3 separate regions of the Mus musculus genome follow, and regions 2 and 3 are each linked to region 1. The links are chromatin loops, found by intact Hi-C in ENCODE. Cell type or tissue: left cerebral cortex. All regions are shown on one strand. Each heading gives the region's core, and the rest is flanking DNA. Links, peaks and the distances in the headings are about the cores only.

Evidence for each region. A loop is a pair of places that touch in the nucleus more often than their neighbours do. Peaks named below come from ENCODE experiments on the same cell type or tissue, not always from the same donor. Only the 100,000 strongest peaks of a DNase experiment are listed, where the experiment ranks them.
Region 2: it touches region 1 in a loop (3.0-fold over the local background); 14 of 42 quality-filtered maps call a loop at or near these places.
Region 3: it touches region 1 in a loop (2.1-fold over the local background); 3 of 42 quality-filtered maps call a loop at or near these places.

The regions. Positions count from the first base shown.
Region 1 is chr10:58,671,682-58,679,327 of GRCm38, forward strand. Edar (ectodysplasin-A receptor) reads right to left here and starts at 4,015. Exons shown (of 12, transcript NM_010100.3): 1 at 3,775-4,015. Gm36158 (a long non-coding RNA gene) reads right to left here. Exons shown (of 3, transcript XR_380458.1): 3 at 5,700-6,008. In left cerebral cortex, for the core only: CTCF peaks have their summits at 2,024 (motif pointing right) and 4,091 (motif pointing left); DNase peaks (open chromatin) are centred at 1,767, 2,040, 4,052 and 5,548; H3K4me3 peaks cover 1,037 bases; H3K27ac peaks cover 490 bases.
Region 2 is chr10:58,555,580-58,563,225 of GRCm38, forward strand. It overlaps Ccdc138 (coiled-coil domain containing 138), which reads left to right. Exons shown (of 16, transcript NM_001162956.1): 14 at 6,322-6,498. It also overlaps the pseudogene Gm18042. Among named protein-coding and RNA genes, the nearest start is that of Ccdc138, 61 kb to the left of the region's middle. In left cerebral cortex, for the core only: CTCF peaks have their summits at 3,746 (motif pointing left) and 4,452 (motif pointing right); DNase peaks (open chromatin) are centred at 3,724 and 4,449.
Region 3 is chr10:58,778,192-58,785,837 of GRCm38, forward strand. No RefSeq gene overlaps it. Among named protein-coding and RNA genes, the nearest start is that of Sh3rf3, 31 kb to the right of the region's middle. In left cerebral cortex, for the core only: no CTCF peak of the experiment used is centred there; a DNase peak (open chromatin) is centred at 3,620.

The DNA.
Region 1 (7,646 bases), core at 1,304-6,303:
AACCCAGCTATCCATCTTGAACTGTTATTCCCACAGAAGGGACATCTTTGCCAGTTGAGGCTGGTTTGCCCAGTAACCTAGGTTGCGTCAATGAGTGACCAGCCCTTAGCCCCAATGTGTGATTAGGATAGCTTTGATATAAATGAGCCAGAAGTTCAAGCAGGGCCTAATGGTTCACTTTGTCTTTCAGCTGCTTTTGGGATCTGAATGTAGAACTCTTCATCTCTCTCTCTCCAGCACCATGTCTGTCTATATGCCACCATGCTTCCTGCCATAACTATAATGGACTAAACCTCTGAACTGTAAGCCAGACCAATGAAATGCTGTCCTTTATAAGAGTTGCTGTGATCATGGTGTCTCTTCACAGTATCAGAAACCCTAACTAAGACATTCTCTAAATACTCACTAAATGAATGGCTCACCCCTCCAAACCCCAGGACAAAGCTGTCTCCTTGCTTTGATTAGACAGGGCTAACCACTCGGAGTAAGTCCTTGTGACACTCAAGTGAACAAGTATTGGAAATTAAATATAGCAAGGTCTCATTTATTTGTATTCACAGAAGCCACGGAACTGGGATGCTTGAACCCCAATCCATTTTGAATTTTTCTCGTAGTTATTGATCATACTATGGCAATCTGCATTTACCTATAGCTGATGGCTTTTCTCTTGAGCTATTAAAAGCTCAAAATTCTCTAATCTTTCTTCAGTGACCAAGCCGTTTTCACAATGGCTCACCAAGTTCAGAACTTCAGTGGTTTCTTGGGCCTCCATGTGATCAGGACAGGATGTGAGAGGAAGTGTGTGATGGGGGGGGAGGGGGATGTCATTACCATGGCAACTAAAAATGTATGAAGCTGGGAGTTGCTCACTCCAGCACTGGTGGTTGGCATTGCTGGTCTCCTCCCAGGCAGAAGACGAAAGCTCTCATCCCAACCCAAATCCCAGTTACAAGCTCCATGATCATCCCGGTGCCTCTCCATGCTGAGCTCAGTCCAACACAGTAATTAGTGTTCTCGTGGTCATTGTTAGCTGTGTGGCTTCAGGCAAGTCCAAGAACTTCTCCGATCCTCAGACCCATAGAAAACGTGGAGGACATGCAGAAAAATGCTAATGTGTGAGAGCACTCATGTGTGCAAGTGCACAAAGGCCAGAGGCTGATGTGGTTCTCTATTTACTAAAGCCACCCCACACCCCCGGCCCCCCACCCTCGGCTCCTTGCTGAATCCAGAGCTCATTATTCAAGCAGTCTAGCTATTGCCCCAGAGACTCCCCTGCTTCCACTCCACCAGGCTTTCATCTGGGTCCTGGGGATCTGAATGCTGGTCTTTGAGCTGTGTAGCAAGCGAATTATCCACTCAAGCCATCTCCCCAGAACTCTTTGCTTAATTAAAAAAGAAAAAAAAATGATCCTGTAGATCAAATAAAAGCCTTGCCTAAAATGTTCAAGTTTAAGGACTGCCTGGTAGGTGAGTGACGGAGGTGAATGGCTGGCGCTTTTGTTTCCTAATTGCTAAGTGAGTTTAATGTGGGCTAATTAATGATGCTATTGGTGAGTGGAATTAGCTAATGCAAAACCTAAAACTGCATCAAAGCACACAGGGAGGCAGGTGCCATCTAGGATAATTGAGGGAACAGAGGCCAGAGCGGAGCTGTTAAGGGTTGTACATGCACCAAGCTGCTGGGCAGGCCAGGGGAGGTAAGGGAAAACCAAGCCAGCCTAGGGCTGAGCCATTTAAGCAGTGGGGCTGGCCGCCAAAACGCCATCCTGTTTACAGCTCCCGTATTTGACTTTCAGATTTGCTTAAGTCTTTGAAGCTGGGTTCCCGGGCCTTTCCTTGAGAGTAAATTCCATTCTTTAGAAACCACAGAACACACTCTCATGGTCCCAGAAAGGGATGTGAGCGACCTGCCTTCTGTATGACCCCTTGGGACCTAAGGGACCTTTCATTAGAAGATGCCCCAGAGTTAAAACAATCAGCCTGGGTTTGTCCCCTACGGACAGTGGGTAGCAAATATGGGGTGGCCTCACGGTGGCAGCACTGAGCTGGATGTAAAGAGATCTCAGACGGATCGTCACAAATACAATGGCTCTCAAAAGACTCACAGAAAATAGAAACTATTATTTAACACTTCCCCACCCTTCCTTCATGTAACTGCTGAGTTTCATGGCTGGGCAGCACAGCACACTGCAGACGGTCAACTGTCACCCTTCCCTACCTACTCTGGAGAACTATAGCTGGTCCCCGCTGCTGGCCAGCATCCAGAAACAAGCGAATCACCGGCCAGGGATAAGATTCAAATTCAAAACTCGAAGTACAATTTCTATTGAATTGTACAACTGTCAATCATTTGTACAGCATTATAAAGAATCTCTGGGGGATCCTCTATACATCTTTTCAGCAGACACCAAAACGAGACAATGACAGCAAGCCCCAAACAACGGAACAGACAGACAGTGACCAGAGAGGACAGACAGACAGTGACCAGAGAGGACAGACAGACAGTGAGCAGAGAGTAGGCATATTACTTCAGTAAGTTTCTGTTTAGTTTTTCCTCCCAAAGAATGCAACCTAGGACAGCCTCCAACAACAGCATCATAAGTGGACAGAGGAATGAATGCTGAGAGGAGACCCCCCTCATCCTGCTGTCATCTCCAGGGAGGGTGCTTATGTGGGGGCGGTCTCTTGGGACACTTCCTAACGTTAAGTCCTCGTAAGCCACTCTCTCAAAACATATCTTTAAAGGTTTTAAGCGATCATGACCTAGAATGTCTGTTGTACATCGGGACTTCTCTGTCCTTTTATGCCCTCTTGACTCTTTGATACTTTGAACAAACCTCAGTTTCACTCTGCATTTGAAGGTGTACCCAGGTGCCACTTCAAAACAGCAAGGTAGGGGCCCCAGAAGAAGTAAAGAAGAAGTTGGCCCTGCCACACTCCACCACCTCTCTCTCTCTCTCAACTATGATTTCAGTCTTGAAAAGGGGGACTGTTTCCCACTGACTGTCTAGCAACCTGACTGACCAGGTCTTTGGCCCTTGTCACCTCTCTTGCTTTAGCTGTCCCCTGGTGATGTGGATACTCCAGCAGTGACCTCACCTGCTGCCCCATCTGCCCTGAGATCACACATTTTGCCTTGCAGGAGTTTCTTACCGCAAAGGCTGAAAAATCCAACTCTACTCTCTGCATGAGGCCCTTCTACCCCAGATGCCTCGGAACACTAAAGGAACCTTTGGCTAGAAATGAAAACCTCAAGTGTCACAAAGACCTATCTAACACACTCTCTTCCTCTTCTCCGACAACATAGGACTATGGCATTGGGTCTCAGACTTGATTGGAAGCCTGCCTGAATGGCCTCTTAAGACAATGAGCTACTCTGGGTAGAGGCAGGTGACGAATGCCACTAAAGTCCCAGGTGCCTCTTGCCTTCTTCTGTGAGCGAGTTGGAGAAACTCCGGTCCTCTCCCCAGATGGCAACACGTGTTTTAGTAGCACAAGTACTGTCTGTGACGCACAGTTTGGCACTCTAACCAAAGCGCACTCAACAGCGGAATGAGTTTTCTGATATTTTCTTCAAAACAAAGAAACAACCTCAAGCCTGTGAACTTGTAGCACAGACAGACACACAAGTAATCAGTAACGCTTGTCCAAACGCAACCCAAAAATGACATGCATTTCAAAAATGTACCCGAGATCCTTCCTAGCCAAGGACACCTCGGTTTCGTCCACAGTTGAAGAATACGGAAAACCAGAAGTGAAAGAACCAAGGTTTACCTGGTACCCGAATGAGGTTAGCTTTTCCCAGCAGAAGATGGGTCTACGGAGAAGGCGAGCAGGTAAGGGATGGGGGGCAGGCTTCACAGGCGTCCGTCGGTGTCCTCTCAAAAGCAGAGCTCCACAATCCTGGGGCCAGCCGGGTGACAGCGGCCAGGCACACCTCTGCTGCCAGCGCAACTAACTTTCTATTTTGAAGGGCTCCCGGGAACTCGCTCTTGACTGTTCCCGGTCTGGACTGCGAGTTTACAAACAGTCGAGCGGAGAGGAGGCCCCTCGCTTCAAACCCACCCGCGCCACCTAGAGGCCGCGCCAGGCATCGGCAGTGCAGGAGCCTGGGCACAGCCTCAGGCTCTGCCGCTGAGTGCACCTGGCTCCACAGGACTTCCTGCCCCTTAAGGGACAAGCTGGAATGTGTAAAAAGCATTGAGGTTTTTCCTTTTGGAGTGCGTGGGGGTCTTGCTTCTATCAAAGCAAGTTGGGCCTTTGGGCACAAGAATAATGAAAGATGAAATTTGCATTAAGTTATCATTAATCAGAACTTAAGCACAGCCCCCTTCCCCACAAGATGGTTATAGGTATGATGAATACTGCTGTATCCATTCACGCTCCTTCATGCAGCCTGGAATACACTTGTACATATTTCCAATCTCTCTCCTGCTCACCACAGATTTGAGTCACCATTTTCTCCTCAACATCTTCTCTCCATGTCATTCCAGGTAACTCAATATAGGCTCCAGACAAGTTCAGATAAACATATCTAACTCTTGTAACTACAGTATGTGCCTCATATAAATACAGACTCTACCACTCCAGAGACGTGCACATACCTCACAGAACTCTTGATAGCCCTATGTATCCTTTACATTTCCAGATAACTATATATGCTCCGATAACCTCATATACCCCATGTGATTTGATAGCAAGGAAACGTTAAATGCAAACCTTTTGGTATTGATCAATTCTCTTTCAAAAAATAAGTTATCTGGAAAACACCCAGCCTTAAAAGAATGTAACAGCCTCATTCCTTTCTCCCTCAACCTCATGGTCCCCCGCCACAGTAAGGAGTGGAAACAACAGGTTGTTGTTGTTGTTCTCTTCCTCCTCCTTCTCTTCCTCCTCCTTCTTCTGCTTCTCCTCCTCCTCTTCCTCCTTATTTTCTTTCTTCTTCCTCCTCCTTCCTTCTCTTTCTCCTTCTTCCTTCTTTCTCCTCATCTTCCTTCTCTTCTTCCTCCTCCTCTTCCTTACCTCTTTTCTTCATCTCCCGCCTCCTCCTCCACCTCTTTGTTTTTTTGGAAACAGGGTTTCTCTGTGTAACAGCCTTAGTGATCCTGGAACTTGGTTTGTAGACCAGGCTGGTCTCTAACTCGCATAGACCTACCTGCCTCTGCTTCCCAGGAGCTGGGACTAAAGGCAATTGCTGGCAAGCCAGCCTAGGAGTGGAGCCTTCTATATACTCTGCTCCCGTCCTGTTCCCTCTGCCTTAGATACACTGGAGAAAGCAGGACTCTCAGTAGAGAGACAGATGGCAGAGTACAGGCTTAGGCCGAGGATCCTGAACTTAATGATTATTGCTGTGGGAAAGCACAATGCTCTTTTCTTAGCTTGCTGACCAGTGTGGACAACTCATCCAGACAGTGCAGGCGCCCTTGAGTGTTCAGGCTTGGTTAGCTACGTTCCCCAGGCTGAACCTACAGTGAGTTAGTAATAAATGGAAGTTTATCACATCGGGGAATCCAATGCAAGCTACTGAGCTAGTCTTCCCTGTGGAGTGCACTTGTTATTTTGAGAGGTGTATCTGAGGACATAGATTTAATTTTAGCTGTTACTTTTATTTTCTATTGGACATTAAGTAATGCCTTTAAACTTAGAGTGTGAGACAGACAACATTGCCGCTGCCAAAAGACAGGAGAGGTGGAGGGAGAGAAGAATATGCACAAAATGATAAGAACTAGAAAGCAGAGCTGGCCTTTGCCACACTACAGATGATCAATGTGAAGTCTCCATGGTCCTTTTACCCAAATCAGAATGTATGGACAAATTAATTCAACACATTGAGAAAATGAAGCCAGAGAAGTCATTGCTTATCTGAGTCATTTAGAAGCTTGGAATATTCATTGTTCTCTGTTTTGAATACTTTCTGGAAGATGGACATAAAAACAGCCACAGATCTTCATCGTATGTGGAAATGAGGACATGAGTCAAGACTGTGGACCATGGTTGGTCAAACGGTGCTGTGGAGAAAGTGGTATAATTTAGAACATATGCTTGATATAGATAACTTAGCCCAGGCTGGGCTGCCCTTTTCAGCACTTGCGTGCAGATGCATGGTAGGCTGTGGGGTACAGTGTTGGAGGGGTCCCAGAGCTTAGCTCTATTGTGCCACCACATCACATCACATCACATCACATCACATCACATCACATCACATCACATCACATCACATCACATCACATCACATCGGCTATGGAGATTCACGAGACTCGATGATTAGAAACCATGCATCAGGTAAAAGAACAATGGCCAGCTAAAGAAGTGTCTTAGTTAGAGATTCTACTGCTGTGAACAGACATGACCAAAGCAACTCTTATAAAGGACAACAGTTAACTGGGGCTGGCTTGCAGGTTCAGATGTTCAGTCCATTATCACCATGGCAGGAGCACAGCAGTGTCTAGTCGGGCATGGCACTGGAGGAGCTGAGAGTTTTGTTTGTTTGGGTGTTTATTGTTTTTGTTTTTTTTTCGAGACAGGGTTTTTCTGTATAGCCCTGGCTGTCCTGGAATTCACTCTGTAGACCAGGCTGGCCTCGAACTCAGAAATCCTCCTGCCTCTGTCTCCCAAGTGCTGGGATTAAAGGCGTGTGCCACCACCTTCATCCAAAGAAAGCCAGGAGCAGACTGTCCTCAGACAGCTAGAAGGAGGGTCTCAAAGCCCACACCCACAGTGACATATTTCAACAAGGCCACACCCCCTTATAGTGCCACTCCCTGGGCCAAGCATATTCAAACTACCATAGGAAGATACTCAGCAATGACCTCTGGGCCATCATACATATGTGTGTATGTGTGTTTGCATGTGTGTGGGACATGCAAACACACATACACACAGAGAGAGCTGAGACACATTCCATCCCTCAGTATGTAAATTCTGTGTCTTAATTTCTAATCTCATGATGAATAAACAGGAAAGAAACCACTTGACCCTCACAGATGCTACAAAACACCCTTTTATGCTAACGTGCTCATTGCCCCATTCATGTCGCAAGCACACACATTTACCCGACACTAGCACTTCTCCAGGGGCTCAGTGTATCCTGAGAAGATGAGAAAGACAGCCACACTGTGTCAGCCCTCATGGAACGTACATTGGTTGGGAGGCAGAAACTAATCAAGTTACCAAATGAGCCTGGAATGTACTTTCTGCTGGTAGCAGGTGAGGGTGGAGGATACCTGGCTTGTGTGTGCATGTGTGCATGTGTGTATGTGTGTGTGTGTGTGTGTGTGTGTGTGTGTATGAACCCACTGACAACAGCCTCCTACTATTCAACCACTCTCTGAAAAGAAACATCAATTAAACACAGAAAAACACATATGCTGCCCTATGACACCCTCTTGGCTTTATTTGCACACTTCAGAAAGCCAGCTGCTTGTTACCTACAAAGAGAGATACATTTAAACATTCTTTAAAAAAAAATGCTGTTGTTCAAGTCATGCAGTAGTATTGGAGAATTTAATAAACTTCCTACATGTCCAGGGTTGGTGCTTAGGAATATTTAGGAAGTTGTTCAGAATCAAGCAGCCCCGGCTATGCCTGCGGTACTGCTCAGGTGGCTTCCAATCTGTCCCAGAGCTGGGACCTTGTCTCTGATCTCA
Region 2 (7,646 bases), core at 1,082-6,081, 120 kb before region 1:
GACAGCCTTTATGGAGCTTCCTCTTTTGGTGGCCACTGATCCTACCAGCCCCCATCTTATGCCAACCTGCTTATCACGCTCTGGGTAACACAGATTCTGCTCTGCACTAAGTGGACAGTGCTACCCCAAGCAATAACAAAAGGGGGCTCACTCAGTGGGTCTGATGCAGTGGATCCTGACTTGGGAAGTTGTGTGTATTCTTCTGTGGGCACCCGTGGGCGGTCACGCCCAGTCTCTTCCTCTACAGAAACCCTGAAGAGATGGAGAACAAAAAGCAAGCCACCACTGAGAAGTGGAATCAGGGTGAATGAACTATGCCAGCTCCTGAGTTCACTGCTCCTCAGCAGTGGTCTGAAGGTGTGCAGGTACTCTCTGTGCCTCTCCAAGAGATCTCTACTGAGGACTCTACTGAGTGCCCAGCTGTCCCCCCGAGGACTAGTCAGCAGCCCCACATACGGGCCACTGAGTGGTCATGAGCTTTTCTACACACATGTGAGCAAAGGGAAGGATGATGGAGGGAAAGAAAGTTTCTAAAAGCTGGAAAAAAAATAACACACTGAATCAGAGTAGGAGTGCCCAGATGTGCATGGGTGTGGAGTTGCCCACTGAGGCCTGGGTAACCAACCTATCAGTGGCCACTCCTCAAAGAAAAGTGACTGTCCCTCTCTCTGCCAGCAGCGGTCACCTGCCAGGACCTCCTTAGCCTCTCCCCATATACCCATATAATGTACTTTCATCAAATCTATGCCTCATTCCTGACTTTCCCTCTATACTTTACCACGTCTCCCATCAACTTCATGAATTCTTCTTTTAAAACTCACCCAGTTCACTTAGTGCTGCCCTAATGTGTGTGGGTGCAGAGCCATCTCCTGGAATGTGAGTGGTTTCCCAGGCCACATCCTCTCCTTCAGTTGCCACTAGTTACCTAGGTGTAGGATTCTGTAGCCTACCTTTTTCCCATCCATGCTGAGCCCATGTCTTTTAATCACAAATGTATTTTATTTAACTTCAGATCCATATGTATAGACTAAGTCTGTTATTTTAAAGTGGTCTGTGTATCTTTAAAAAAAAAACACATACACACACACAACTTTTTAGCCAGTCAGCACTTAAACATGATATCAATGGAATGTTTCATTCATTTATATTTGCCACTGCAAATATTAACATAGACATATACATGCCTTAGCATTTTTAAAATGTACAATAAACTAACCAATTTGACACTGATGTATGAAAGGATATGCCATCCTAATTTTAGCAGACATTGCCATCTTTTTCAAAAAGTGAGACTATTATATCCTTTCCTCTAGTGTGTGTGTGTGTAAATATGTTTGTGTGTTTTGTATATGTGTGTGGATGTGTGTATGTGGATGTGTGTGGGGTGTATGATATGTATTGGTGTCTGGGGAGTGTTTGTGTGTGTGTATACCTACATGTACATGTGTTTGTGTGTGTGTATGTCTCTGTGTATGTGGTGTGCATGTACATGTGTGTGTAAGTATGTATGTCTGTTTTATATATATGTGTGTGTGTGTGTGTGTGTGTGTGTGTGTAGGTATCTGTGTGTATGTGTGTGTGTGGTGCCATTTCTTGAACCATCCATTCCAGCATTTAGGGTTACTGATTTTTTTTTAGTACTTTCCAGTCTTATTTAATGAAAATATGACTTCATATAATGACTTTGTTTGGGTTTGTCTTTGAGATAGGGTCTAACTATGTAGATAAGACTAGCCTGCAACTCACAGAGCTTTTCTTGTCTCTGCCTTGTGAGTGCTGGAACTTAATGAGGTGTAGCACCACTCCAACCTTTTGCATGTATGTAATTTATCAGTTTCTTTTCTACAGGTTTTTCTGTTGATAGCCTTGATCTCTTTTCTGCTAGATGATTTCTCTCTTACTGTTTTAAAATTATGTCAGTCCTTTATCTTTCATGGTTTTAAGAGGATTTCTTGTTATTGAATGTATGAATGCTGTGCCTGTGTGCATATATGTGACTGGTACCCATGGAGGTCCAAAGATCTGTCCTGGGTCGCCTGGAACTGGGTTGCAAGTGGTCGTGAGCTGCTATGTGGGTGCTGGGAACCTAACCTGGGTCCTTTGCAAGTGCTCTTAGCTGTGGAGCCAGCCCTCCAGCACCACAGGTAACTTAATTTTTAAAAAAAGATTTATTTATTTTATTATATGTAAGTACACTGTAGCTGTCTTCAGGCACCCCAGAAGAGGGCATCGGATCTCATTACAGATGGTTGTGAGCCACCATGTGGTTGCTGAGATTTGAACTCAGGACCTTTGGAAGAGCAGTCAGTGCTCTTAACCACTGAGCCATCTCTCTCTCTAGCTGTCTTCAGACACTTTTTTCTTCTCTCCAGGCTAGCTCACTCTGACCCGCCCCACTACTTTTTGACATGGGCAGATCATGTCTTTTTCAGTTTCCATCATGATATTTTAGACAGGTGGGCTTGAGACATCTCATTGTATGTCAAGGCTCATCTGGAACTTTAGATCCTTGTCCTCATTGTCCCAAGGCCTGGGGGTTATACATGTGTAACACTGGCCTAGTTTACTTCCCTCCCCTCCCCCTTTGGTTTTTCAAGACAGGGTTTCTCTGTGTAGCTAGCCCTGGCTGTCCTGGAACTTACTCTGTAGACCAGGCTGGCCTCGAACTCAGTAATCCACCTGCATCTGCCTCCCGAGTGCTGGCATTAAAGGCGTGTGCCACCATTACCTGTCTCTAGTTTACTTTTTAAAAGCTTAAATGAAAGAATTAATGTAAAAGTTTAGCAAAGATTGTCATATAGTATGTTCTTAATTAGGCAATTGTTATTATCAATAGACATTGTTAATTTTTAAGAATTGGTTTTACTTGAGATCCTAATTAAGGTTTTTTTTAGACTGTATTAGCTGTCTTTTGATATAATAAAATACCAAGCAAGTAACTTAAAACAACATATATGGGGCTGAAAGGTGACTGAGCATTTAGGAGTACTTGCTGCTCTTACAGAAAACCTGGGTCTGGGGCTGGTGAGATGGCTCAGTGGGTAAGAGCACCCGACTGCTCTTCCGAAGGTCCGAAGTTCAAATCCCAGCAACCACATGGTGGCTCATAACCATCCGTAATGAGATCTGACCCCCTCTTCTGGAGGGTCTGAAGACAGCTACAGTGTACTTACATGTAATAAATAAAATAAATAAATAAATCTTTAAAAAAAAAAAAAAAGAAAACCTGGGTCTGGTTCCCAGCACCCAGGTAGGATAGCTTACAGTTGCCTCTAACTTTAGCTCCAGGGCATCCAATGCCTTTTTCTCTGTGGGTACCAGGCATGCATGTGGTGCACACATACACAGAAAACAAGACGAAATCTTTTAACAATCCACTCAGTTTACTGGCTTACAGGCCCCTGCATTGGGAATTTGAGCTGGGCTTAGCTCCCTGATCTTTTCTGCACTGATTTTCCTCTCATCGTGGGATCTATTCTGGATCTTCCAGAAGACTCAGAAGCCCCTGAGGCTGGGTGCTTGTCCACAAGACATCAGTTTTAGTGTGCTCTGGCCAAGTCACCAGGTTCGGCAGGGGTCAGAGCTGGCAGCAGAGCTCCTTCCTCATAGGAGTCGCTGCAGAGAATTTCTCACCTTTAAAAAAAAATCTACCATGATTGAGATAAACAGATTGGCTTCTGTTGAGCAGCGCACAGCACCTGTAACCAGTTCCAGACGATCGCACACCCTCTAGTGGCCTCTTCAGGCACCACATTCATGGACACGTTCCCTCTATTCCCCACATATACATATACAAGTAAATAAAGACTTTTCAAAAGATAAGACCGCTTTTGAAAAAAAAAAAAAACAAATACTATTTTCTACCTGTGAAAACTGCTAAGAGACAACTTTTTCCTCATTTTTAAAAATTGAAAATAATTTTTTCATTGACTATATTCTGATCATGATTTCTTCTCCCTCATCTTCTCCAAGATCCTCTGCACTAACCTAACTCTACTCCTGTTTCTCTTTAGAAAACAAATAGCCAAAACAAAACAAATTTTTTAAATAGAAAGAATTAGCACAAGAAACACACACACACACCATAAAAACACAAAAATAAGAAACTGTAATATACAAGCAAAAGACCAGACCAAAAGATTAAAGAAAAAGAAAAAGGAATGAAAGAAGAAAGAAAGATGGATGGTCTTTTTAAGTTTGTAAGTTAAATATTTAACAAAAAAAGTACCATGAAGCTGGATGCAGTGGCGAACATGTACAATCAGCTCTAGAGAAACCAAGGCAAGTTTCTAGAGAAACTCAGGCACATTTAAGGCTAGCCTGATCTACACATGATGTTTCAGACCAGGCAGACCTCACACAGTAAGACTATTAACAAACAGCCCTGTGATAATCACTCCACTTAATCCTGCTAGCCATTGCAGGTAATCTCAAGTACAGTAGAGGGCGCTGCTGTGAAGCTTATTTCTGTGAAGACAGCAGGCTTCTCTAGTATATCTGTATTGTTGCTTTTTAAAAAACGTTTGGGCCTGCCAGATGACTTGGTGCCTAGGGTGTCTGCTGAGCAAGCGTAAGGACCTGAGGTTAGGTCTCTAACATCCATATGAAAGCTGAGCACAGCAGTGTGTATCTCTGACCCCAGCAGTGAGGGCTGTAGGCAGGTGTAATGCTTGGGCTCACTGGCCAGCAGCCTGTGTAACCAGAATGCTGAGAACAAGTTCAGTGAGAGACCCAACTCAAAACAAAGAAAAAAGAGGCCAGGGGCCATGAATTTGAGCGTGGGGATGTACATGGGGGTTTGGGGAAGAATGAGAAAGGGAAAATGATATAATTATATTTTAATTTTTTTTTTTTAAACAGGACAGAAAGACACCTGTGTCTGTCCTCTGCATGGACATGAACAGGGGAACATACACAAACGAGAGCTGGGAGCCAGGCGGCTCGGAATAGAACCTAGCCATTTGCTTCGTATGCATTTGTTTGCAGAGTTTCATTTATAAGTAAAAGATTAAGTATGACAGTAGTGTTCCTTAGTTTTTATTAGTGGGCGCCAGAATTGTCCGTTCCTGTGGAACTGGAGCCTAGAGGGGGTTGTGAGCCACCCAACACCACAGCTGGGCACTGAACTTAGGGACTTCACCAGAGCATGACAGTCAGGCCGCTGTTGCTTCAGTGGGCACAGCTTGCCTAACAGATTGGTATTGTAGCTTGTAAGGTTCATGGCTGTATAAGACAACGGTTACACTGGCCTTTTCCTCCAGCAGCCTGCTCTCTAAGAGCCATTCTAGTTCTGGTCTTGGTAAAATCTTGCTGTCTTTCATAATAATGGGTGGGTTACAGAATGTAGTGGACCAGAGGATAGCCCGGTTTTTTTGAAATTGTTTTTGAATGGTGTGATATTTGCTCTTTAGTAAGAGACAGAAATCCTTGTTTAAAACTCACTGAGCAAGTTTGTGTATAGTGACAGTTTTAAATGAGGGGGCATTTAGAAGTCAGTAGTAAGGTATATGACCTTAGAAGCTATTTTAAAGATACAAATACTGGGCTGGAGAGATGGCTCAGTGGATAAGAGCACCAACTGCTCTTCCAGAGGTTCTGAGTTCAATTCTTAGCACCCACATCGTGGCTCACAACCATCAATAGTGGGATCCAATGCCCTCTTCTGGTGTGTCTGAAGACAGCTATAGTGTACTCATATATATAAAATAAACAAATCTTTAAAAAAAGATATAAATACTAATATTGTTTAAATTCATAAAAGTATGTGGTTATTATAACCAAATACGGCAATGTATACTATTGTACTATTTAATAATAATTATAATAATATGTAAATAATAATACTACTATTTAATAATAATTAATATCATTACTTTTCCTTTTTTAGTATAAAAAACAAAATTGAGTTATTATTATTATTATTATTATTATTTTGGTTTTTGAGACAGGGTTTTTCAGTGTAGCCTTGGCTGTCCTAGAACTTGCTCTGTAGATCAGGCTAGCCTTGAACTCACGAAGATCTGCCTGCTTCTTCCTCCTGAGTGCTGGGATTAAAGGCATGTGCCACCATTGCTCAGTGGGGCTTATTTTAATACTGAAATACGAATATGCTAAATGAGTTTATGCCGTTGTAATTGGACTGCCTTTTCTCTCTCCTGTTCCATAGAGTTCAGTGAGGGGGGTGAATCTAAACTTAGGACCTCTTGTTATTTAATTCTTTTATATTTTTATTTTACTAAAGTGATGGTTCTTTTTGTTTAGCCTTCTGTTTCTGATTGAATAACTGACGCACAGGCGGTTGATTGTTTGTGTTGTTTCTAGCTGACTACCTAGCTCAAGCGTTTGACTCCCTTTGTTTGGACTTGAAGACAGATGAAGGAAAAACCTTATTTTTGGAGTACCAAGCCATTCCAGTAATCCTAAAACACCTGAGAATATCCAGTAAAGGGCTCTTATCCAATGTCATCGACAGCCTGCTTCAGATGACAGTAGAGTCAAGTAAGTTTTTATCTTGTATGTCTGTAAAGAAATGATGCTTGCGTTTCCCTCTGATCAGAACGTGTTAACCTCATACACCAGGCACTTCTGCACAGTGCTGTAAATGGTGGCTGTTTGGCAACTTGACACACGTGTCATACCTTGTTGTGTGCCCCAGCCCCCTGCCCTCCTCTGTGCCCCTTTACCAGCTGGCTTCGGTCTTCCTCCAGCTAGTCCTCCTTTGTCCCTTCCTAGCACGTTTCCTGTTGTCATTCCTATTTCCCACATCCCCTGCAACCTCTTCCTCCCCTCTCATGATTCCTTTTCTACTTCAGTATCCTGCAAAAACAAACATATAGCTATAGCTATATACCTGTGCACATAACCTAAAATGTAAGCTCCTGTATGAGAAATAATGTGATCTTTGTCCCTGAGTCTGGTTTATTTCATTTTTCATAATTCCATTTGCATCTGTTTTCAGAAAATGTCATGATCTTGTTTTTCTTTATGCCGTATAAAGTTCCCTCAAGTATGTGCATATGCCACGTTTTCTCTTAACTCACCTGTTGATGGACTTGAAGGATTCGTCCATTTCCCAGCTGTTGTGAATAACGCAGCTGTGAACACGGATGCACAGAGCTCTGTGGTGTGCTGACCTAGTAGTGAAGATGGGTGACAGCGTAGTTCTATATTTAGTTTTTTTGGGATCTCCATACTGATTTCCACAGTGGCTTCTCAGTATTTCCAAATTCCTAACATGTTGCTCTTTGAGATTCAGGGACAATAAATCAGTATCTCAGGAATTCTCAGAAATTTCAGAATGGTGGCTTTGTACACATTTCCTACTTCATTCTGTGTTAACTGGATGGCTAAAACTCATATTCAAACATAAAATACACTAAATTAAGGAGTATTTACAAAGAACTACATCCTACAGGAATATTTAAACAGCAAAAATCATAATTTAAAATTTATATCTCCCAGTCAGTTAATAGCAGCCCCTCTTGGAATCACAAAGTGGCCACCACCCACTGAAGCATGTACTTTGCAGTGAAGATGTGTTACGCCTGGGAAAGAATTCAGAGGACTTAACTGCCTAGAGTATACGTGGGAACTCACTAGTGGGCCTTTTCTCTGTCTCACTGCCTTTCTTGTTCCTGGTGCTAAAT
Region 3 (7,646 bases), core at 1,082-6,081, 110 kb after region 1:
CTGCTGTCTACTCCTCTTGGGTGAATTTGCTTCCTTTTGTTCTAGAGCTTCTAGTTGTGTTGTCAAGCTGCTAATGTATGCTCTCTCTAGTTTCTGTTTGGAGGCACTCAGAGCTATGAGTTTTCCTCTTAGAAATGCTTTCATTGTGTCCCATAAGTTTGGGTATGAAGTGGCTTCATTTTCATTGAACTGTAAGAAGTCCTTAATTTCTTTCTTTATTCCTTCCTTGACCAAGGTATCATTGAGAAGAGTGTTGTTCAGTTTCCACGTGAATGTTGGCTTTCTATTATTTATTTTGTTATTGAAGATCAGCCTTGGTGCATGGTGATCTGATAGGATGCATGGGACAATTTCAATATTTTTGAATCTGTTGAGGCCTGTTTTGTGACCTATTATGTGTTCAATTTTGGAGAAGGTACCATGAGGTGCTGAGAAGAAGGTATATCCTTTTGTTTGGATAAAATATTGTGTAGATATCTGTTAAGTCCATTTGTTTCATAACCTCTGTTAGTTTCATTGTGTCCCTGTTTAGTTTCTGTTTCCATGATCTGTCCATTGGTGAGAGTGGTGTGTTGAAGTCTCCCACTATTATTGTGTGAGGTGCAATGTGTGCTTTGAGCTTTACTAAAGTATCTTTAATGAATGTGGCTGCCCTTGTATTTGGAGCGTAGATATTCAGAATTTATAGTTCCTCTTGGAGGATTTACCTTTGATGAGAATGAAGTGCCCCTCCTTGTCTTTTTTGATCACTTTGGGTTGGAAGTCAATCTTATCAGATATTAGGATGGTACTCCAGCTTGTTTCTTCATACCATTTGCTTGGAAAATTGTTTTCCAGCCTTTCATTCTGAGGTAGTGTCTATCTTTTTCTCTGAGATGAGTTTCCTGTAAGCAGCAAAATGTTGGGTCTTGTTTGTGTAGCCAGTTTGTTAGTCTATGTCTTTTTATTGGGGAGTTGAGACCATTGATATTAAGAGATATTAAGGAAAAGTAATTGTTGCTTCCTTTTATTTTTGTTGTTAAAGTTGGCATTCTGTTTTTGTGGCTGTCTTCTTTTAGGTTTGTTGAGGGATTACCTTCTTGTTTTTTCTAGGGCGTTGTTCCCATTCTTGTATTGGGTTTTTTCTGTTATTATCCTTTGAAGGGCTGGATTTGTGGAGAGATAATGTGTGAATTTGGTTTTGTCGTGGAATACCTTGGTTTCTCCATCTATGGTAATTGAGAGTTTGGCCGGGTATAGTAGCCTGGGCTGGATTTTGTGTTCTCTTAGTGTCTGTATAACATCTGTCCAGGCTCTTCTGGCTTTCATAGTCTCTGGTAAAAAATCTGGTGTAATTCTGATAGGCTTGCCTTTATATGTTACTTGACCTTTTTCCCTTACTGCTTTTAGTATTCTATCTTTATTTAGTGCATTTGTTGTTCTGATTATTATGTGTCGGGAGCAATTTCTTTTCTGGTCCAGTCTATTTGGAGTTCTGTAGGCTTCTTGTATGTTCATGGGCATCTCTTTCTTTAGATTTGGGAAGTTTTCTTCAATAATTTTGTTGAAGATGTTTGCTGGTCCTTTGAGTTGAAAATCTTCATTCTCATCCACTCCTAGTATCCGTAGGTTTGGTCTTCTCATTGTGTCCTGGATTTCCTGGATATTTTGAGTTAGGATCTTTTTGCATTTTCCATTTTCTTTGATTGTTGTGCCGATGTTCTCTATGGAATCTTCTGCACCTGAGATTCTCTCTTCCATCTCTTGTATTCTGTTGCTGATGCTCGAATCTATGGTTCCAGATTTCTTTCCTAGGGTTTCTATCTCCCGTGTTGCCTCACTTTGAGATTTCTTTATTGTGTCTACTTCCTTTTTTAGGTCTAGTATGGTTTTGTTCATTTCCATCACCTGTTTGGATGTGTTTTCCTCTTTTTCTGTAAGGACTTCTACCTGTTTGATTGTGTTTTCCTGTTTTTCTTTAAGGACTTGTAACTCCTTAGCAGTGTTCTCCTGTATTTCTTTAAGTGAGTTATTAAAGTCCTTCTTGATGTCCTCTACCACCATCATGAGATATGCTTTTAAATCTGGGTCTAGGTTTTCGGGTGTGTTGGGGTGCCCTGGACTGGGCGAAGTGGGAGTGCTGGGTTCTGATGATGGTGAGTGGTCTTGGTTCCTGTTAGTAAGATTCCCACGTTTACCTTTCGCCATCTGGTAATCTTTGGATTTAGTTGTTATAGTTGACTCTGTTTAGAGATTGTTCTTCTGGTGATTCTGTTACTGTCTATCAGCAGACCTGGAGACAGATTCTCTCCTCTGAGTTTCAGTGCTCAGAGCACTCTCTGCTGGCAAGCTCTCTTACAGGGAAGGTGCGCATATATCTTGTGTTTGGACCTCCTCCTGGCCAAAGAAGAAGGCCCAAAACAGGGCCTTTCTCAGAAGCTGTGTTGCTTTGGCAGGTCCCAGAAGCTGTCAGCTTCTGTGGTGCAGACTCTCACCTGTGCAGACTAAATTCCTAAGTTTGGAGGAGTCCGGGAACCAAGATGGCGCCTGCTGCTCCTGAGGCTGAGGCCGCCTTCCGAGCCAGGCGGACACCTGTCCTCTGGTCCGGACGGTGGCTGGCTGTCTGCGGCCCGCAAAGGGTGCTGCCTCAGCGGCTCTGTGCCTCAGCCTGTCCCAGAAGCTGTCTGGTTCTGTGGCGCACCCTCTCACCTGTTCAGACTAATTTCCTAAGTTCAGACTAATTTCCTAATTTCCTAAGTTAATGCCCTGTATTTGTCAGTGATTTGTGTTCAACATTATTTGAGCCATTTGCTATTAATGAAAGAGAAATACTTATTTGTGTTTTAAATAAAACTGATATAGGAAAAATAAAAGTGTCTTTGGCCATCTGTCTTTCTTTCTCTCTTTCTCTCTTTCTCCCTTTCTTTCTCTCTCTCTCTTTCTCCCTTTCTTTCTCTCTTTCTTTCTTTCTTCCTTCCTTCCTTCCTTTCTCTCTCTCTCTCTCTCTCTTTCTTTCTTCCTTCTTTTTGTATTCTCTGCTTAGTTTTATACCACTTTTAGTCAGTTTATTTTCTTTTTTTCCCCCTTCCCTTCTCCCTCTTGCTCCAGCCACACCCACTCCGGCTCTGCTTGCTCTGGGCCCCCACTCCAGTTTATTTTCTTGATGTTCATTTTTTTAAACTTTTTATATCCTAGCTACTAACTCTGTAAGATGTGTAGTAACGATTTCCCCCCTGTTCTTCAGGCTACTACTCTGTTCAAATGATGGTGTCCCTTACACTACAGAAACGTTTAAGCTCCATGAAGTTCTAGTTATTAATTGTCCTTAATGGCTACACTATTGGAGTCCTTGAACTCATTTCTCTTTTTGTAGAATCTTCACCTTAAAATATGAACAGAGTCTTCTACAAAATCCAGGGATCAAATGTCTAATTTCATCAGACAAAGCACCATGGAATTTTTTTTTTTAAAGAATTAAAAGTTTGTTCTATTTTAAAAGTATGTTTAAAACTAGATTATTTGAGTCAAACTAACTAAAATTTCTTTTCACAGAACTACCTTCTGGGGTGTTAGACTTCCATATGGTTGAGATTGTTAGAGGAATGTATCTAAGAACCAAGGTGGCAGTAATGGAGGCAGGAGGGGAGGGGTGGGCCAGAAGAACTGTGCTGCAACTCCTGTGGATGTGGAGTCATTGATACTTTACAGAAGACTCAGACACAAGATTCCCTAGTCCACAGAAATCCCAAGTCTAGGAGGAATAACCTATGAGTTGGGTAATATGATCAATATTTCACAAGATGAGGCAGGCAGGAGACTTAGGGGTCAAACAATAACAGAATATACTGGGATTCATATAATAGTAACAGTCAGAGCTTGTAGCATTCAGGCTTGGAGAGACCTGGCTTATCACTAAGCTAGATGCAAAGTATATAACAGAATCATCAAATCCTGCTGGGCCAGCTTCTAACGCAGTAAGGCCGAGAGGCGTTCTGTTCCTTTGAACTCTGTCAAATGCTCTCTGAGGCTTCTTACTTTGGAGTCCATGGGTTGAGTGTTTATTGAAGCTACCCATCTCTTGATTCACTGTTTGCTCTCTCACAGTAAACCTCTGGCTATTCCTATGTCCCAAGAAGTTGATTAGATTTTCGGTTGTATTTCTAGGAGGTTAGGCTCATGGGTTCCTGACCCTAGTCTCTGATGGCTTTGCTCATGTGTTAACAGCATCTCCGTGGCACGTGGGAGTCAGCCTGTCTTCAGGTTGTCCAACTTGTGCAGCTATGCCACATGAAACCCCAGGTGCTGAGACTAGTGGAAAGTGTACAAGCTGGTGAATTTTGGTTAGAGACTAGAGGTTCTTGGCCTGTAAAGGAGACACTGTGTGGAAAGGGGCTTCAGAAAAGAACAACAACAACAAAAAGCAAGCAAACAAACAAAAACAAACAAACAAACAAAGACAAGCACTAGTATGGAAGTCTCAGAGATGGCGTTACCTTACGCTTAGGGTCAGCAAACCTTGTGCTAATGGTACCTGTGGGTAAAGCTCAGACCTTCACATCTATCAACCTAGATTCAGTCTCACTGCTGCACGGGATAGCACCACCATCCCTATAAACCCTTGTTTGAGTGCCTGTCATCTGCTCTTGCTGATTCTCATTTATAAAGTTCAGCCCTTCTCCAGCTGTGCACACAGCCTCCCTGGATCCCAGTAGCTTCCACTGTTGGCCATTGCCCCTCTCAACCCTCTCTCCATCATGTTCACGAATACATCTGGTTCCTGCATGTGTACCGAGTACCATTGTTATCAATCTGGATTCTGTTTATGTGGCTTCAACTGTCTTGCCTGATACATATAACTATGACTTTCTGCTGTGTGGTCACTCAGTTTAATGGGGACAATGGTCACAGCATCATATGGTAGTCACCTTAACTGATGGTGGAAGCAGTGGATTTTCAAGGCCATGCCCAGCACTGTCTGAACCACACCCCGTGTTATGTGGGGATCCTAGCTTGAAATGGACAAGTTCCACAGTGGAGGTAAAGAGGGTAGTTCTAGGGACAATGAGACACACTGGGATGTCAGGCTTCTCTGAGGACAAGAGATTCTATCGAGATACTACCAAGTTCTGACAATAAAGGTCTTTTTGACATCTTCTCCAAAGTGTCTGAGACAAAGAATAAAAGATTTGTGGCTCATCCTGAGGTACAATCTTGGACAAGACTTGATGCCCATGGGTAGTCAATGAGCAAAGCACAGCACCCAATCAGCCCCTGGTACACATGCATTCTTATTGTTTCTTATGTGTGTATGCTTTCCATGACTCAGGCTTTCAGCACGTTCTTTGCCTTGCTCTGGACAGTGAGGCAATGTGGGGAGAGCATCGGGTTATGAGCCAGAGACCCTTTCTGAGCCCTACATAGACGATTATGAGTTTTGAGTCTTTGGGCAACTTACCTATCTCTCTGAGATTTGTCTCCTCATTGGTCACATTACAATGAAATCTGATTTTGTTCTTATGCTGCAAGCTGGCTGGGTAGGCAGAAAGGATGATATGCCAGCATGTATTATATATGGTCCTGTAAGAGGGAGAGTCAATTGATTTTTGCCATGGATGACATTCTTACACTGGCTATGAGATGCCTATTATCCAGTGGCCATGAGTAGCCTTCCTGTTCTTCCCATACAGCCTTCATTTCTTAGTCCAGTATCTTAAGAAAAGAAAATGTGAAGCAACACAGCAGTGAATTTCACTGAACAGGTTCTGCACTTAAAATTCCGACACTGTGCTCAGCCCAGCACTAATAAATTTTCCTGCCTTGAGTAGTACTTCTTAGACATGCGCTAAGGGAACATAGTTAAAGAAAAACCCAATAAAAGGAGATGATAAAGGAGACGAATCATAAATCACTGGCGTGGCCTACTGCTGCTGCTGTCCTCGGGCTGAATTTGACAGCAAGGATTCTAGTTTAGAATTTGACACTAGGATTCTTGCAATATAACCTTGTTCCTATGAATGGAATATTGAAAGGCCACAGCCAAGTATCTCATCATGTGGACAAGCAGGAGAGCGGAGAGAACTAGAGGATAGCCTCCTTCTTCATGCACAAAGCTGCCAGGAGCCAAACCTGGGCGCTACACACCATATCACCCTGCTGGCATTGAGTGATTGCTCCTGTAAGTTGGCTAAGAACCTTTGACTAAAAATCTGTAACATATGAGAGTCAGTGGCCTGGCCTGGGCATCCAACTGAGACAATGAACTCTGTTCCAGACTGGGGCTTGGTGGCCTTGGAGATACGGAGATATTGATAACAAGTGAATATAAATACAATTTACCTAGCAACATAATTCTCACAATCTTTTTTCTATCTTTCTTTCTGATTTTCTCAAAAAGTCATCAGTCTACCTCTAGTCATCAATGTAGTCCCTGAGTGGCACACCACAGAAGCTAGGAAGACAAGAAGAAATAAGCAATGAAGAGAAGAATCAAAGGAGTGGGATTGAGGCTCTTGGGCTCCTCAGCTCAGCTGGAGAGACCCTCCCCTGGGAGCTGCAATGCCTCTGCTGGGGAGGCTTCCTCTCAGAGCTGTGAGGTTCCTGGACTCCCATGTCTCGGGATGTCAAAGGCTTCCACTGGGAAACCTTTTCTCCTCAGAGCTGTATAGTTCCTGGGCTTCCAAGTCCCAGGATACCCTTTCATCTGAGCAGGAACACTCATGATCACTTTCCCCTGCTTATTCATTCATTGGATCCTTGCTTGTTCTGGATGTACCTTGTCCACATACAGCTCACAGTGTAGATATGACCATCTAACAGATAAGTGAATCACTACTATAATTTCAGAATGTAATAAGGCTCCTCCAGGAAGAGGTTATGATGGTGTGTAGCTTATACTCATCTCAAGGGAGGTTATGGTGGTGTGTAGCTTATACCCATCTCAAGGGAGGGCAGTTGGAAGGGCCAGTTAAGAAAAACCTTAATAATAATAGGAACCGGCCTATAATATCCTGGAAAAGGTGTGCTTGGGAATGAGAAGCATCTGTAGCAGAAGGTGGGCAAACAGAGAGGGCCAAAGAGTGGCAGGTCAGGTCCCGCAGAGCACTGAAGGCCTCAACGGAGCTCGGATGCTGTTTAGGAGCAATGGGTAGTTCCTAAAATGTTTTAAGCAAAGGAATGAGATGCTTCAAATTTCCTTATGGAGAAATCTCTCTGGCTACAGAAAGGATGGGTCGTCAAAGTGGGAGAAGGTAGTAGCTACACAGCTGCCACACTGTAAAAAGAGGATTTTGTATTTGAACCTTGTGCCAGAGATATGGCTGGTGAGATCATGGCTTTGTGATGCATTTGAGGTAGAAAAATGAGTATTGCCAATGGAAGTCACAAATAATAATGGAAAGGAAAACAATCAAGGGTGTCTTCTGGAGTTTGGATTAAGCAACTAGATACCAAGGTGTGGAGAATTGGACGGAGATGGGTGTGGAGCATAAACTTATGAGTTGAACGAACTACTCTGTCTTGGATGCACAAGTTTCAAATGTCTGGCAGATATTTGAGTGGAGATGTTAGGTTGGACAAAAGTTATGAATTTGAAGAATTTAGAATAAGAAATGAAACTTGGTATTTCATAGAGAGCAGTGAATTAAGCCCAGACAGAAAAGCACTTCTTG